Linked DNA regions of Homo sapiens: region 2 is linked to region 1. Evidence: read pairs that join two places in POLR2A ChIA-PET (ENCODE). Cell type or tissue: Panc1. All regions are shown on one strand.

Region 1 (8,000 bases):
CCAACAAGCCACCCTCACCATCAGCCCTCCCCCAGTCCTGCAACCTGTAGTCTCCCAGAGTCCTCTCTGCCTGTTGGCCTATGTTCAGTATGCCACTAACAAAGTGCATGATTCTGTGTCCCTACAGCTGAGATTGGGGCCAGCCACGCTGCCTCCCTATGAGAACCACAAGACATCCTTACACTTGGGAAATGTTCATGTGTCAGATCGCTGGACCTCAGACAGCATTTAATCCAAGACTTCCACTTTACAAACAGGGAGATCGAGACTCAGAGAGGGAAAAGGACTTGCTCAAAGTTACGCAGCTAGTCAAAAACAATAGTAGCTAACATCTATACTCTATAGCTCTCCACATTTTATAACAGTATTGTAACATGCATGATTTCAGCAGACTCTCACAAACTCTTCATGAACCAGGTATTATTATAGTCTGTTCCATAGATGAGGGAAATGGCTCAAGAGAGGATAAATTATTTGATCTGATCACCCAGTTCAGATAGTTAACAGGTAGCAAACCCCAGTCTCAAACTCTCCTCACCATACCCCTCCTATCTTGGTTGTAACTTGGTGACAGCATATCAAACCCAGATCCCCTAACCCCTGAGACAAAACTTTAACCCCCCCCGCCCCTCACCTTCCCTGTCCTCCTTCTCCAAATTGCCAACAAAGTCTCCTTTATGGTCATTGTGTAAAATAAGGCAGGGAGCTACCCAGAATCCCCTCACGCTGGGTTCCCACTTTTCAACAATGCCTTTCCCAAAGGGAAGACAAAGGGGGAGTGGAGGAACAGGGCTAGGAATCAAGGGAGCCACTGATTCCATTAGCTGGGCCTACAGTGGGAGCCTGAGGTGTGAGATCTGCGGTCCGAAGAACCCTGAAGCAGCAGAGGGAGACGGAGCAGGTAGGCCTGGAGAAGCCAATCCAGGATTTGAGCAAGGAGGGGGTGGCGGGGGTACCTCCGAAAGTGTGAGTCCTGGCCCGGCACAGTGGTTCATGCCTGTAATCCCAGCACTTTGGGAGGCCAAGGCGGGTGGATCACCTGAGGCCAGGAGTTCAAGACCAACCTGGCCAACATGGTGAAACCTCATCTCTACTAAAATACAAAAATTAGCTGGGCATGGTGGCACGTGCCTGTAATCCCAGCTACTCAGAAGGCTGAGGCAGGAGAATCACTTGAACACAAGAGGCAGAGGTGGAGGCTGCAGTGAGCCAAGACCACGCCATTGCACTCCAGCCTGGGCAACAGAGTGAAACTTCATCTCAAAAAAAAAAAAAAAAGAAAAAGAAAGTGTGAGTCCCCTAAGAGGGTGAGCTGCTGCCTTTCAAAGTAACAAAAAGATTAAGAACCCAAAGAACCCAAAACACTCCTCTTGTTAGCCTACCCTACCCCGGCTTCTAAATGTCTTCCTCTCAAGGCCTCCAGTACATATGTTCTTTGGGAAGACACCCCTTCCCCCTCCTAGCACCTCTGTCAAAATTGGAAAAACTGCTGACCTAGCAGCTCCACAGAGGGGTTGAGGGAGGAACTTCCCAGCCTGCCTGCCTACCAGGCTGGCTGGCCGAGTTCTGGGCCTCCCCACCCATGGCCTTGACCAATTAAGATATAGGTATAAACCCATCTGCAGTAGGTGTGCGTGGTGAAGGGGAAGGTGGTCTGGGGCAGAGGGAGGCTGTGGCATTCCTACAAAGAAGAAGTAAGATAAAGGAATCTAAGGGAAGAGGTAAACCTTGGGGGACAGTGGAATCTGACAGGCCCAAGGGGAGGAAAAGCTTGTGAGAGAAGCCAGGGAGATTGCAAGAGAGGCGCACTGTGATCTGGCCTGTCCAAGGTCCAGCCCCACATAGCAAGCCCTTTCATCTGAAAACCCATAGCCCTCCTCCCAGACTCCCACCCATCTCCAAGGGCTGGGAATCTGGGAAGAGGGCTGCACCCCACTCTGAACCCCTGCAAGAAGCTGAGTGGCATCAAGAGTGTGGGGCAGGGAGCCCAGAGCCCTGGGTTCTGGTCCAACCCCCACCACCTCACCTACCTGACTCTGAGCACTCAGCCAGGCCCCTTACCCTCTCTGGCCACCAGTACCTCATCTGTAAAATGCCAGTATCACTCTAGAAGCATCTCTAAAGGCCCCTCCAGTCCTAGTACTCAGAGGCTCCAAGGGGCAGCCCAGGATTTAAGGAGACTTAAAAGGAGACAGAAGGACCTGGGCCTTTCAGTCTTGGTGGAGAACAAAGAGGTGTGTTGCAGAGGCCACAGAAATACAGCGCCTTGAGTTGCTCCCCAGATGGAAAAGTGGGACTGCTGATGCTGGGGCCCTGGCCAGGGAAGTCTCATGGGGGACACACACCGAGGAGGTGCTCTCAGTGCACTTGAGGGACAGAGGTGACACGTAGGGAAGGGGTGGGGCAGGAAAGGAAGGAACCAGAGGGAAGAAGCGGGCATGGAAGGAGCGCAGGCTGATCTGGCGAGGCAGGAGGATGGCCCACTACCTGCCTGCCACACTGCCAAATCCAGGCGGGGGCAGGGTGGGTGGTGTCTCTGCGGACCACCATCTCCCCAGGGGAAGGGGAGAGAGTGATCTGGCTGGAAGAGATGGGTGGGGGTGGGGAGAAGCTGTTTACCTTGGCTTTGCCCATGTTCTCTCGGGGCCCCTCGAGCTGTAGCCAGAAGTAGGGGGTGTCCGGGCGGCTCTGGAAGGCGTTCAGCTTGACCCTAAAGATGCGCTGCACTTGCAGCCGCTGCCGCTGCACCCGAGGCTTCGATTTTGTCTGCACCATGAACCATTCCTGCGCCGGAGGATCGCCCCCAGACAGGAGCATGGCTGCCCCGCCCGCTCCTGGAACGAAGGAGACGATAGTGTCACCCGGGTCTCGGGGCGGCAGGCGCCCCAGCCCCCAGCCCCAGGCGCCTAAGCCACGCCCCCTCCTCCCCGCGGCGCGCCCCCCGCACGGCCTCCTTCCTCCAGGCGGCGGGACCCACCCCGCACGGCTCGGGCGCCCGCCCTCTGGAGCTTGGTCCCCTTCGACCGCTGCTACCGCGACGAGCTCTTCCTGCCCGGGGTTGTAGCTAGGGGTGGGACCGGTCGGGCTCCTGCCGCCCTTCCCTCCGCCCCCAGCCTTCCCCCTCCAGCACTCTGCCAGCCCCTCCTGGATCAACTCTGTCTCCGTCTGCTGGATAGCTTAAAGGGGCGCGGAGGAGAGGGCGGGGGAGCCGGCGGGGGGGAGGAGGGGGCGGGGAGGGTCCCGGAGGCCTCTGCCTTCCACCCAAGTTTTGGGCCCAGAGCCAGAATCCAGGGGTCAAAGTTAGTTTCCTTCCACGTTCCCCTCTTGCTAGTGGAAGGACGGGGAAGAGGAAGGAGGGGAGGATTGGTTTCCGGCACCCTTTTTTGAGATTTGGAACAAGGATCTCTCCCCTTTACCCCCACCTCCCCCCTACCCCCAACAGCCTCTCCCAGGCGTCCCAAGAGAACGGGGACCTCGGCCACTCCTTCCCTGGGAGGAAAGGGTTAAGGTAGAGTAGGGTGGGGAGCCCAGGGAGGCCGGGGCCTAAGGAAACTCTGGGCTGGAGACCAAGCAGGAAGGAAAGGGTAACAGCACTGACTCCCCACCCCCCACTGAAGTCTAGGGACAGCTTGGAGCTGGCGGGCAGCCCAGACCCTCCTGAAGCCCCCCAGGGCTGGAGGGGCGGGAGAGCTGCCAGAGTTTTCAGACTTGAGTTGTTTATGAAAGCCCTTTTTAGCACGTTTGAGTTATGCTGTGAGGGGAAGGAGATAGAGGGTCCGGGCAGTAATGTAACCTCCGAGGTCTCCTGCAACCCCTGACCAGTCAGCCAATTGGCATCAGTGGTCTGGGACTAACCCTGGGCTAGGGGACCACCTTCAACACCCAGGCTCTGCTCACATCCCCAGCACAAAGAACACCTTATACAGCCTTGGGCCTGAATAGAACCTGGCCCTGTGGAGGGCAGGGCCTATGTCTCGGCCTCAATGATCTTATTTTGCAGACTAAAACGAAGAGCCACAGTCTGATAGACACAAGTATACCTATGAGGTCAAAAGGCATCAGACTTTAAATTAGGCCTGCCCTGGAACATCTGGTCTGCAGGGTCGTTATGTGTTTGTGTGCAGGCAAGGGACCAGGAGCACCCCACTGCAAGGAAGGGGCCCAATTGGGGGCAGGGAGGGGCTCACGCTACTCCTGGTCTGGACTGGACTCAGCCCACCACACCCTACTTCATCCTGCACACCTGATTCTTCTCCCTAGATTGGAATCCAGAAAAGGAAAAAATGATCTGTGTTACTTCTGGCTCCAAAGCCTTCTGCTCCACCCTGCCTGGTCCTCCTGTCCTGCCCCTCTCTAGTACCTTGAAGCAGAAGGCCTTTGGGCTGAATCTCCATCTCAGGCCTTCTTTCCACCTCTGACTGCTCTCCTTTTAGCAAAAGAGTCTCCTGCCTTATTGTGCTTCAGTTTCTCTTACAAAACAAGGTGAGAGCCACATAACCCTGCTCCCCACTCCTTCCCTGAATGAATACTTAACTCTTACTGCCCTCCTCTATCAGACCATGAACCCCAGGCATGGTGATCATCTTCATGGAGAACTCCTGGGTTTAATTCTATGTTCAAAGAGGCCATGTTGAGGGTCAGAAGAGGTCAATCTTAGGAATCAAGTTATGTATAAATGGATAAAAGCAGACAATTTATTTAAACTATTGTGTCCCTATTTCTTTAGCTCATGAAAATTGGGATAATAATACATACAGCGGAGGGTAGAAATCAGACTACATGTAAAGCGCCAGGTACAGTGCTTAGCACAGAGTAGATACCCAATATATGTTAATTCCCCATTTCAAGAGCTTGTCTCTTCTCCCCCACCTCAGTTCTGGCCAATGTGTCACCACATCTTCCTAGAAATCCTCTCCTCACCCTTCCTACTAACCCATTCCCCAGCTCCTGCCTCTCCTGGAGGTAGAGATTTTGTTAGCTAGCCTGGTTTTAATCCCAGCTATGCTCAGTTCTGGATGAGTTACATGAGTTAATGTGGACTCAGGCAGGTCCCTAAGTCCCTTGAACTCCATGGGCTTCCTCATCTAAATTCATTCATAGGACCAAATTCATTCGCTTATTCAACAAATTTAACACGTATTCACTGAGTGTCTACTATGAGCCACGCCCTAAGAGTATGGCATTGAGTAAGATGGAGATCTCCCTGCCCCCATGGAATACAGGAGGAAGAAGAAAGAAAGAGTATGATTTCAGAGAAGGGGAACTACTCTCCTGGAAATAAGACAAGGTACCGTGATGGAGAATGACTCCATGGGGCCTCTCTGCTGATGGGGATATTTCAACTAGAGGGAGAGCAAGAATATGGGCACTGAGATGGCAACCAAGCTAAGCTCTTAGCAGTTCTTGATCCAAGGCTCTCCCTATCTCAAATACATTCAGTGATTCCTTGCCTACAATATTAGGTTAAAACTGGTTTGATGTGTTGGAGGCCTTCTGCAACCTGGCCCTCATTTACTTTCCTAACCTTGTATAAAAGGATCCCAGCTCAAGTGTAAGTAGAATTCGATATGTCTAGGCATGTCTGGCAACAGGGGAGCACACCCTGTCACGAGTCTGTTTGCATGAGGAATGAGAAACCTCCAAGAAGAAAGCTCATCTTGATTAAAGGAAGGGCCTGCCCTGTGAGCTTGACAGAGTAATAGATCCTTATCCCTCCAAGGCTCCAGAGAGAGAGGCAGTTCTGGCACTCAAGTACCTGGCCCAGATCCACACCTATCCAAGTTCCAGAGATGGGGCAGGGAGCCCTGGAACCGAGGCAGCCCTGCTTGGGATCTTTGTGTAGGAGTAACCCAGAGAGGAGACAGGCTTCTTCCCGACTTTGCCATAGTCCCTGAGCAACTTGCATTCCTTCAGAGCCACAAAGCAGAAGTGCCCTCCCAGAGGCATTTGGAATGGTCAGGACTTAAGGTGGCTCCAAATGAGCACTGAAGGCTAGAGTCAAGGAAACCAGAGTTACTCTCTCTCTGTCACACAATATGGTCCCCAGAGTGGTCAGGATCTCAGCAGGAAACACGGTACTCGCAAAAGTGATGACTGAAGGAAATTTAAAGAATGGCTCTTTTATGGGGATTTGAGTGGGGTTATGGAAAACCTGTAAGAGACTGGTGCAGTTCTTGAGGGCTAGGTATCAGCAGGAAGCTGTTACCACCAGTAGGCCTGAAAGGGAAAAGGCAGAAGTGGTTACTGCCACCAACCGCTGGGCAAGAGCTGGAGCCATAGGCCACAAGACAGAAGCTATGGGCCTGGGTAAAGATCACAGCCACCAGCAGGCTGCCACCCAGCAGGGAGGGAGCCACCTTCCTGTGGCTTGCGAATGCCCAGCACTGGACAAACCCAACCAGAAGCCAAATGGCAAGGCTGTGGAAGGCTAAGCCATCCCTTGAGGTCAACCTCCTGAACACAGTGCAGGACAGAGAAGAGTGAAGGGTACACAGAGAATATTCAGCGCACTCTATCTCTTAACACCTACAGGCTGGGGAGGCTTAAGGAAACTAAGTTATACTAATTTTCCCCTACTCTTCCCCTCATAAACACCCTGTCTTAGGAACAGAAATGAATAATCCTGTGCTCCCATTCAGAACACAGGACTCAGAGTCAAAAGACTTGGGTTCAAATCCCAGCTCTGCAACTGTACCGGTTTCCTAGGCTGCTGTCATAAATTACCACAAACTGAGTGGCTTAAAATAAGAGAAATTTATTCTCGCCCAGTTCTGGAGGATAGAGTTCCCAAAATGTTAAAGGTAATGTGAACAACTGGTGCATAAATAAACTGTTCTTTGGAACAGACTAAAAATCTAGAAAATAAGACCAACTATATACTGAAATTTAGTATATGGCCAAGATCGTTTTTGTCTTTGTTTTTTGCCAGGAGGTATTCTCCTCTAATCAAGATAGTTTTTTAATCAGTGGAGATAAGATGTATTTTTAATAAATGATCTTGGGACAATAAGGTAGCCTTCTGAGATAAAATAAAATATTCATACCTAACACCACACAGAAAAACAAATTTTTGAAAGATCAAACACTTAAATAATAAAAATGAAATCATAAAAGTATTACAACAAACCATGGAAGAATTTTTATATTATTACATTTGGGAGAGGCAGGCCTTTCTAAGAATGATACCCATATCAGAAGTCATTTTAAAACTGTTTAATACTTTTAGTTACATAAATATAGAATTATTTCCCATGGAAACATAAATACCGTAAACAGAGTCAACAGACACATGAAAAGCTAGGAGAATATATTTGCCAATTATACCATAGATCAAGGGCTAATTTCCTAAGTATTTAAACAACTCTTACAAATAAAGAAGAAAAAGATTAACCCGTAGAAAAATGGACAAAGTATAAAAACAGTCCACAAAAGGGGACCTCTATATGGTTCTTAAAATATAAAAGCATGTGCCACTGCACTTTTAATAAGAGAAATGCAGATTAAAACTACAGCAAAGTACTATTTTTTTAACCTACAGAGGTAAAAAAAAAAAAAAAATTGCTGCAAGAATCAGCAACGTTTGCTAACACACAGTCTTGCCCACTCTCGCACCCTGCTGGCATGTTCTCACAACCTCCAAGGATAGCAACTGACAATATCTATCAAAATTTTAACTAGACATACTCTGTGACCCAGCAGTCACACTTCTGAGAATGTGTTTTACAGATGTATTCTCACAAATGCTAAATATCCATTTGAGCAAGGATATTATTTGCAGCATTATTCACTATGGCAGGTTGGAAATGATCTAAATGTGGATGTTCATAAAATAGAATACTATCATTCAAAAGAATTGGGGGGGGCGGGTAGAATTAGGCACCTCTATTTGTCCTAATATGGGACTATCTCCAAGACATGTAAAGGTAAACTTGAAGCCAAGTGCAAGGAAGGACTGCTGGAGGGAACTCTCTGCTGCTGGCTGCCCCCATTCACGCCACAGC
Region 2 (8,000 bases), 270 kb after region 1:
GGTGGCGGGCGCCTGTAATCCCAGCTATTCTGGAGGCTGAGGCAGGAGAATCGCTTGAACACGGGAGGCGGAGGTTGCAGTGAGCCGAGATTGTGCCATTGCACTCCAGCCTGAGCAACAACAGCAAGACTCCGTCTTAAAAAAAAAAATTCTTTCCACTCATTTTTATTTATTAAAGTTTTATGATTTATTTTTTTGAGACAGTGTCTCACGCTTGCCCAGGCTGGAATGCAGTGTGCTATCACGGCTCACTGCAGCCTCAAACTCCTGGGCTCAAGTGATCATCTGCCCTAGCCTCCTGAGTAGCTAGAACTACAGGAATGCATCACCATGGTTGGTTATTTTTTATTTTTTGGCCAGGTGTGGTAGCTCATGCCTGTAATCCCAGCACTTTGGGACCAGCCTGAGGAGCCACAGGAGTTCGGGACCACCTTGAGCTGGTCTCACACAGTGAGACGCCGTCCCTACAAAAATTAAAAAAATTAGCTGGGCATAGTGGCACGTGCCTGTAATTCCAGCTACTTGGGAGGCCGAAATGGGAGGATCACTTGGGCCCAGGAGGTTGACATTGCAGTGAGCCGTGATGGCACTATTGCACTCCAAGCCTAAGCAACAGAGTGAGACCTTGTTTCAATATTTATTTTGTAGAGACAAAGTCTCACTAAGTTGACCAGGCTGGTCTTGAACTCCTGGCCTCAGGTGATCTTCCTGCCTTGGCCTCCCAGAGTGGTGGGATTACAGGCATGAGCTACCATGCCTGGTCTCATTGTGGTTTTAAATAGTTGCAAAGGACATAATTTCTAGTGTATCATATACTGACATTTCAAAATAAATCCATTATATCACTGTTTCAAATGTATCCAATGAAATGTAAATACTACAGTGATTAGATACTTCACCTTTATCCATTAAAACATGACAAGATTTTACATCAGAAATTATATTTCCATTCTACTCCCTCACAGAATTTATCCTAATATGTTTTTATGCCTGAAAGTCTTTTATTGACCATTTATCACATTTCTCTGCAAGAAAAGTAACTCAAAAAATTTAATTTTTTGTTTGTTTGAGATGGAGTCTCACTCTGTCGCCCCGGCTGAAGTGCAGTGGCACGATCTTGGCTCACTGCAACCTCTGCTTCCTGGGTTCAAGCGATTCTCCTGCCTCAGCCTTCCAAGTAGCTGGGATTACAGGCGCCCGCCACCACCCAGCTACTTTTTTTTTTTTTTTTTTTTAGTAGACATGGGGTTTCACCATGTTGGCCAGGCTGGTCTCGAACTCCTGACCTAGTGATTCGCCTGCCTCGGCCTCCCAAAGTGCTGGGATTACAGGCGTGAGCCACCGTGCCCAGCCAAAAAATTTAATTTTTTATAGTTTCTGGGCCCAGTGTGGTGGCTCACACCTGCAATTCCAGTCCTTTGGGAGACCATGGCAGGAGGATCACTTGAGCCCAGGAGTTCTAGACCAGCCTGAGTAACATGGTGAAACCTTATCTATACAAAATATACACAAATTAGCCAAAGATGGTGGCACCCACCCAGCTACTCAGGAGGCTGAGATGGGAAGATCACTTGAGCCCAGGAATTTGAGGTTGCAGTGAGCAGTGATCACACCACTGCATTCCACACCACTGCACTCCAGCCTGGGCAACAGAGCAAGACTGTCTCAAAAAATAAAAATAAATAAAATAAATAAAATAGAAATGTCCTGTGACCATAAAGCCCTAAGAGTTAATTTTTTTCCTATGGATTCTATTTTCATTGTAACTGTTAGTAGTCTAAAATATATTATTAGTACATGAATACCTTAGTTTTTGGGGTTTTTGAGACAGGGTCACTTTCTGTCAGGAAAGTGAAACAGTCTTATTACTGACATGGAGAAAGTTTTAGTGGTCTGGGTAGAAGATTAAAGCAGCCACAACATTCTCTTAAATCAAAGCCTAATCCGGTGGCATGATTGCAGCTCACTGCAGCCTTGACCTCCCTGGTTCAAGTGATCCTCCTCTCGCTGAGCTGGGACTACAGGTGCAGGCCACGAAGTTTGGCTAATTTTTAAATTTTTTGTAGAGACAGGGGTCTCACTATGTTGCCCAGGCTGGTCTTAAACTCCTGGGCTCAAGTGATCCTTCTGTCTTTGCCTAAAGTGCTGGGATTACAGAAGTGAACCGCTGCACCTGTCCAGGAAAAGTTCTTAAAGGAAATTAAAAGGTACTACACTTCAGTGAACACATGAATGATACAAAAGTGAAATAGCCTTATTGCTGATATCAAGAAAGTGTTAGTGGTCTGGATAGAAGATCAAAGCAGCCACAACATTCCCTTAAACCAAAGCCTAATCTGGAGCAAGGCCCCAACTCTTTTTTTTTTTTTTTTTAAGAGACAGTGTCTTGCGTTGTTGCCCAGCCTGGAGTGCAGTGGCATGATCATGTCTTACTGCAGTCTCAAACTCCTGAGCTCAAGCAATCCTCCTGCTCTGCCTCCTAAGTAGCTGGGACTACATGTGCATGCCAACACTCACTATGTTGCCCACACTGGTCTCCAACCCTTGGCCTCAAGTGATCCTTCCATCTTGGCCTCCCAAAGTGCTGGGATTATAGGTGTGAGCTACTGAGCCCAGCCTATTCTCTTCAATACTATAAAGACTGAGAGTGGTGAGGAGGCTAGGAGAGGTTGGTTCATAATGCTCAAGGAAAGAAGCCACCTCCATAACATAAAAATGCAAGGTGAAGCAGCAAGTGCTGATATAGAATCTGCAGAAAGTTATCCAGAAGATCTAGCTAAGATCATTGATGAAGGTGGCTACACTAAATTACAGATTTTCAAAGCAAACAAAACAGCCTTCTATTGGAAGAAGATGCCACATAGAAGTTTCACAGCTAGAGAGAAGTCAAGGCCTGGCTACAGAGCTTCAAAGGACAGACTAACTCTTTTTATTAGGAGATAATGCACCTGGTAACTTTAAGTTGAAACCAATCCTCATTTACCATTCTGAAAATCCTAGGGCCTTAGGAATTATGCTAAATGTATTCTGCTGTGCTCTATAAATAAAACAACAAAACCTGCATGACAGCACATATGTTTGCAGCATGGGTTACAGAATATTTTAAGCTCACTGTTAAGATCTACTCCTCAGAAATAAAGATTCCTTTCAAAATATTACTGCTCATTGACAATGCACCTGGTCACCTACAAACTCTGGAGATGTACAGGGAGATTAATGTTTTCATGCCTGCTAACACAACATCCATTCTGTAGCCCATGGATCAAGGAGTAATTTTGACTTGCAAGTCTTACTTTTTTTTTTTTTTTTTTTTTTGAGACTGAGTCTTGCTCTGTCGCCCAGGCTGCAGTGCGGTGGCGCGATCTCGGCTCACTGCAACCTCCGCCTCCCAGGTTCATGCCATTCTCCTGCCTCAGCCTCCTGAGCAGCTGGGACTACAGGTGCCCACCACCACGCCCAGCTATTTTTTTGTATTTTTAGTGGAGACGGGGTTTCATTGTGTTAGCCAGGATGGTCTCGATCTCCTGACCTCGTGATCCACCCGCCTCGGCCTCCCAAAGTGCTGGGATTACAGGTGTCAGCCACTGCACCCGGCCAAGTCTTACTCTTTAAGAAATACATTTCGAACCCCGTCTCTACAAAAAATAACAAAAACGAGCTGGATGTGGGTGGTGTGTGCTGGTAGTCCCAGCTACTTGGGAGGCTGAAGTGGGAGGATCGCTTGAGTCCAGGGGGAGGCAGAGGTTTCAGTGAGCTGAGTGCACCACTGCGCCTGAGCGACAGAGCAAGACCCTATATCAAGCAAAAAAAAAAAAAAGAAAAAAAAAAACATTTCGTAAGACTGCAGCTGCCATAGTGATTCCTCTGATAGCTGTCGACAAAGTCAACTGAAAACCTTCTGGAAAGGATTCACCATTCCAGATGCCATTAAGAACATTCATGGCTAGGCACAGTGGCTTATGCCTATAATCCCAGCATTTTGGGGGGCTGAAGTGGGAGGATCGCTTGAGCCCAGGAGTTTGAGAACAGCTTGTGCAACAGGACGAAACCCCATCTCTACAGAAAACACAAAAATTAGCCAGGTGTAGTGGTGGGCATCTGTAGTCTCAGCTACTCAGGTGGCTGAGGTGGAGGACTGCTTGAGCCAGGAGAGGTCCAGGCTGCAGTGAGCTGAGATCATGCCACTGCACTCCAGCTTGGGTGACAGAGTGAGACCCCGTCTCAAAAAAAAAAAAACAAAACAAAACAAAATTTTTTTTTTCCCCAGAGTCTCACCCTGTGGCTCAGGCTGGAGTGCAGTGGTGCGATCTCAGCTCACTGCAACCTCCGCCTCCCAGGTTCAAGCGATACTCCTGCCTCAGCCTCCTGAGTAGCTGGGACTACAGGCGCCTGCCACCACACCTGGCTAATTTTTGTATTTTTAGTAGAGACGAGGTTTCACCATGTTGGCTAGGCTGGTCTTGAACTCCTGACCTCAGGTGATCCACTGCCTCGGCCTCCCAAAGTGCTGAGATTACGGGCATGAGCCACTGTGCCCAGCCTAAAAACAACATAACTTTTATATGCACTGGGAAACCAACAAAATTGACTCGCCTTATGCAATATTCACTTTATTACAGTGGTCTGGAAATGAACTCACAATATCTCCTAGGTATGCCTGTACAACAAACATTTTACATTACTTCGATAACATAAAATTATATTGTAAATGCATCTCTTACTGAGAATGGTCGGTCTGTGGGGCTTTGATCTAATGAAGCTATAAGGATACTAACAATTTGAATTTCTCTCTTAATTTGGTGCCCTGGAAGTAACACAGGTTCTGGGTGAGATGGGTAGCACCTTAGGTAACTTTATCACTTGGCAGACGGGGAATGAAAAGCGTGGATGGGAAAGGAGATCTGGCACGGGAGTTTCACACTAGGTAGATCAATTTGAGGAATGAGAACACAGAAGCCAAGGATCTGAACATTTATTTATTTATTATTTATTTTTGAGACAGGGTCTCACTCTGTCACCTAGGCTGGAGTACATTGGCACAATCACGGCTCACCGCAGCCTTGACCTCCTGGCCTTAGGTGATCCTCCCACCTCAGCCTCCTGAGTAGCTAGGACTACAGGCATGCGTCACCACATCTGGCTAATTTTTTTTTTGAGACAGAGTTTTGCTCTCGTTGCCCAAGCTTGAGTGTAATGGCATGGTCTTGGCTCACTGCACTCAGCTCACCTCTGCTCCCAAGTTCAAGCGATTCTCCTGCCTCAGCCTCTCAAGTAGCTGAGATTACAGGCACCCGCCACCATATCCGGCTAGTTTTTTTGTATTTTTAGTAGAGATTGGGTTCCACCATGTTGGCCAGGCTGGTCTCAAACACCTGACTTCAGGTGATCCACCTATCTCGGCCTCCCAAAATGCCGGGATTACAGGTGTGAACCACCGTGCCCGGCCTACTTTTTGTATTTTTTGTAGAGATGGGGTTTTGCCATGTTGCCCAGGCTGGTCTCAAACTCCTGGGCTCAAGCGATCCATCAGCTTTGGCTTCCCAAAGTGCTAGGATTACAGGCATGAGCCACCACACCTAGCTTGTTTATTCTTTTAAAACTGCCTATTTTGCCATGAAATAGGTACCCTTGCTGTGAAAGCCTGTGAACACCCCTGGATGTGTGTACCTTCATTTAAAAACTGCCTTAGAGGGCATGAAATGTCATCAGGGAAGATCTATTCCGAGCTGGGTGTGAGCTCTAGCCCTCTCCCTGACCATCGGTTTGCTCTGGGGTATGAGGTTCTGAGTGTGAGGCGCCCACTGGGGCCTGGCGTCAGGGCCGACTTGCTTCTCTTAGGCTCTGCGTTCAGGGGCTACCTCTTCCAAAGACTACACAGCTGCAGGCCCAGCCTCAGAGCAGAGGTGATATGGGTATTACCAGGCTCTAATGGAAAGTGTGCTCTCTCGATATCTACTTGCAGGGAAGCTTCTGAAATTGGTAAGGGAGCACCTATTGCAAGGCTCAGTGAACAAATGGTTTTGGTATTTCCCTTTTTCATGGGGCACCAGAAGGGTATTTTCTCCTACACAGGATCGCATCTGAAGACTTTGCTGAACTGTGTTTTCCTGAAGTGAGGAGATGAAAGACCTCAGATAGGAAAAACAGAGAGTGAGAGAGAGAGACAGACACTGAGCCAGGTTCCCACACAGTTTATTGAGGGAGCCAAAGCCAGTGAGAGGACGAAGGAGTCCTACTTCAACCTACTTCCTTAAAGCTGTGTGCCTCCAGCATGAAGGGACCTTCCCAGAGGGCAGGGCCTGCCCTATAAGGGGCCACATGAAGCCTTGTGGAGACTCCTGCCTCTCATACCACAGCCTGTCCTACCCTAAAGACCCAGACATGACAGCAGACATAATCCCCACCCCAGGAGGGTGCTGAGGAAACACCCTTACCCATGCCCCTCCCCTAGAGACCTCAGGAAGAAAGGCCAGGACACCTGTCCTGTGATTGGCCAGTTGAATCCTCAACGTGAAGACCTGGCAGGCCTGGCTGACAGGTCTGTTCAGATGTGGCCTCAGGCATCTACTCTAGGATCCAACCCCTAACATTCAAACATGATTAAAAACACCCAGGACACTTCTCTTGCTGGCAGAGGCCACACCCCAGATAATGGCAGTCCTGCCAAACTCTGGCCAGAGATAGGGACCCAAGCTGACTGGGTGTGAGCACGTAAGGAGACCACTCTGCCCCATGGGGAGAATCTTCCAGGGCTCAGCTGAGGCTCAGAGCCCAGGCTTATGTTATTCCCCATCAAATGCCAGTGATTCCTCCAAACATTCCCCACAAGGGAGAAAGGGAGGAGGAGGCAGAGAGCTTATCAAGAGGTTCACCCTATATGGGGCTGGAGGTTGGATCTACTGGGGTGAGGAAAAGGGTGTAGAGGATTGGGGCACTGGGGCAGGGGCGCTGGCACATTCCTCAGATTCTGGCATGTCATCCTGGAAGTACTCAGCCTGGCGGTACTGCCACAGACGCAGGTTCCCGTCCCACTGCAGGGCAGAGGGTGGCAAGCAGTCAGGATGTGCTGCCCCCACCCAAGTCCAAGCCCCAGACATGTGCCAGCACCCTCAACCCTTGCAACCTCACCGAACTGCTGACAATCTTCTCTTCAAAGGGGTGCCAACTGACGTCACGCACACAGGCCTTGTGGTTGGTCAGCTTCTTCACAATGTGGCCACTTAGAAGGTCGTACACTGTCCAGGACAGGCAAGAGTGGAGAGGGACCACCACAAGACATCTAAACTATCCCTCACCTCCCCATGAGTAGCACCACTGACCTGCCTCTCAGGCAACTTCCCATGTTCCCATGGGAGCAAAGCCCACACCAGAAGACTGTGTTATTTCTGCTTCTATCCCTGTTCCTTTCCATACCTTGGGTTGAGGGTATGGTTTAGTGGTGTGGGTATGTCTGGCCCTTAGCTAAATTTCATAGGGGCTACAGTTAAGGAAATGCACTGGCTTTGAAGATTTTAGTAAGATATGGAAGGCACCACAAAAGTGAACAATGAGCTGTCTGGGGGTGTGTGCACCTGCTGCACCTTATCTGGACAGGGTGCATCTTTCTTTTGTCATGGGACTGTGAGTGTCTCTCTAGGGACAGCACTGCCTTAGGCTCCTTGTATCTGCAGCTGTGCTTCTGGTTTTTTTTTTCTTTTTCTTTTTTTTTTTTTTTTGAGATGGAGTCTCGCTCTTGTTGCCCAGGCTAGAGTGCCGTGGCGCGATCTTGGCTCACTGCAACCTCTGCCTCCCGGGTTCAAGCGATTCTCCTGCCTCAGCCTCCTGGGCTCAAGCGATTCTCCTGCCTCAGCCTCCCAAGTAGCTTGTGATTACCAGCGCCTGCCACCATGCCTGGCTAATTTTTGTGTTTTTAATAGAGATGGGGCTTCACCATGTTGGCCAGGCTGGTCTCAAACCCCTGACATCAGGTGATCTGCCCGCCTCGGCCTCCCACGGTGCTG

Evidence for each region. Peaks named below come from ENCODE experiments on the same cell type or tissue, not always from the same donor. Only the 100,000 strongest peaks of a DNase experiment are listed, where the experiment ranks them.
Region 2: POLR2A ChIA-PET joins it to region 1 with 16 read pairs; 2 of 35 experiments call an interaction of 5 or more read pairs at or near these places.

Annotation. Positions count from the first base shown.
Region 1 is chr14:24,394,064-24,402,063 of GRCh38, reverse strand. It overlaps NYNRIN (NYN domain and retroviral integrase containing), which reads right to left and starts at 3,061. Exons shown (of 9, transcript NM_025081.3): 1 at 2,978-3,061; 2 at 2,620-2,834. The coding sequence starts at 2,817. RefSeq lists a silencer at 2,918-3,007. In Panc1, no CTCF peak of the experiment used is centred here; no DNase peak of the experiment used is centred here; H3K4me3 peaks cover 410 bases.
Region 2 is chr14:24,122,206-24,130,205 of GRCh38, reverse strand. It overlaps DCAF11 (DDB1 and CUL4 associated factor 11), which reads right to left. Exons shown (of 15, transcript NM_025230.5): 14 at 7,129-7,235; 15 at 4,964-7,031. The coding sequence ends at 6,897. Among named protein-coding and RNA genes, the nearest start is that of FITM1, 4.5 kb to the left of the region's middle. In Panc1, no CTCF peak of the experiment used is centred here; no DNase peak of the experiment used is centred here.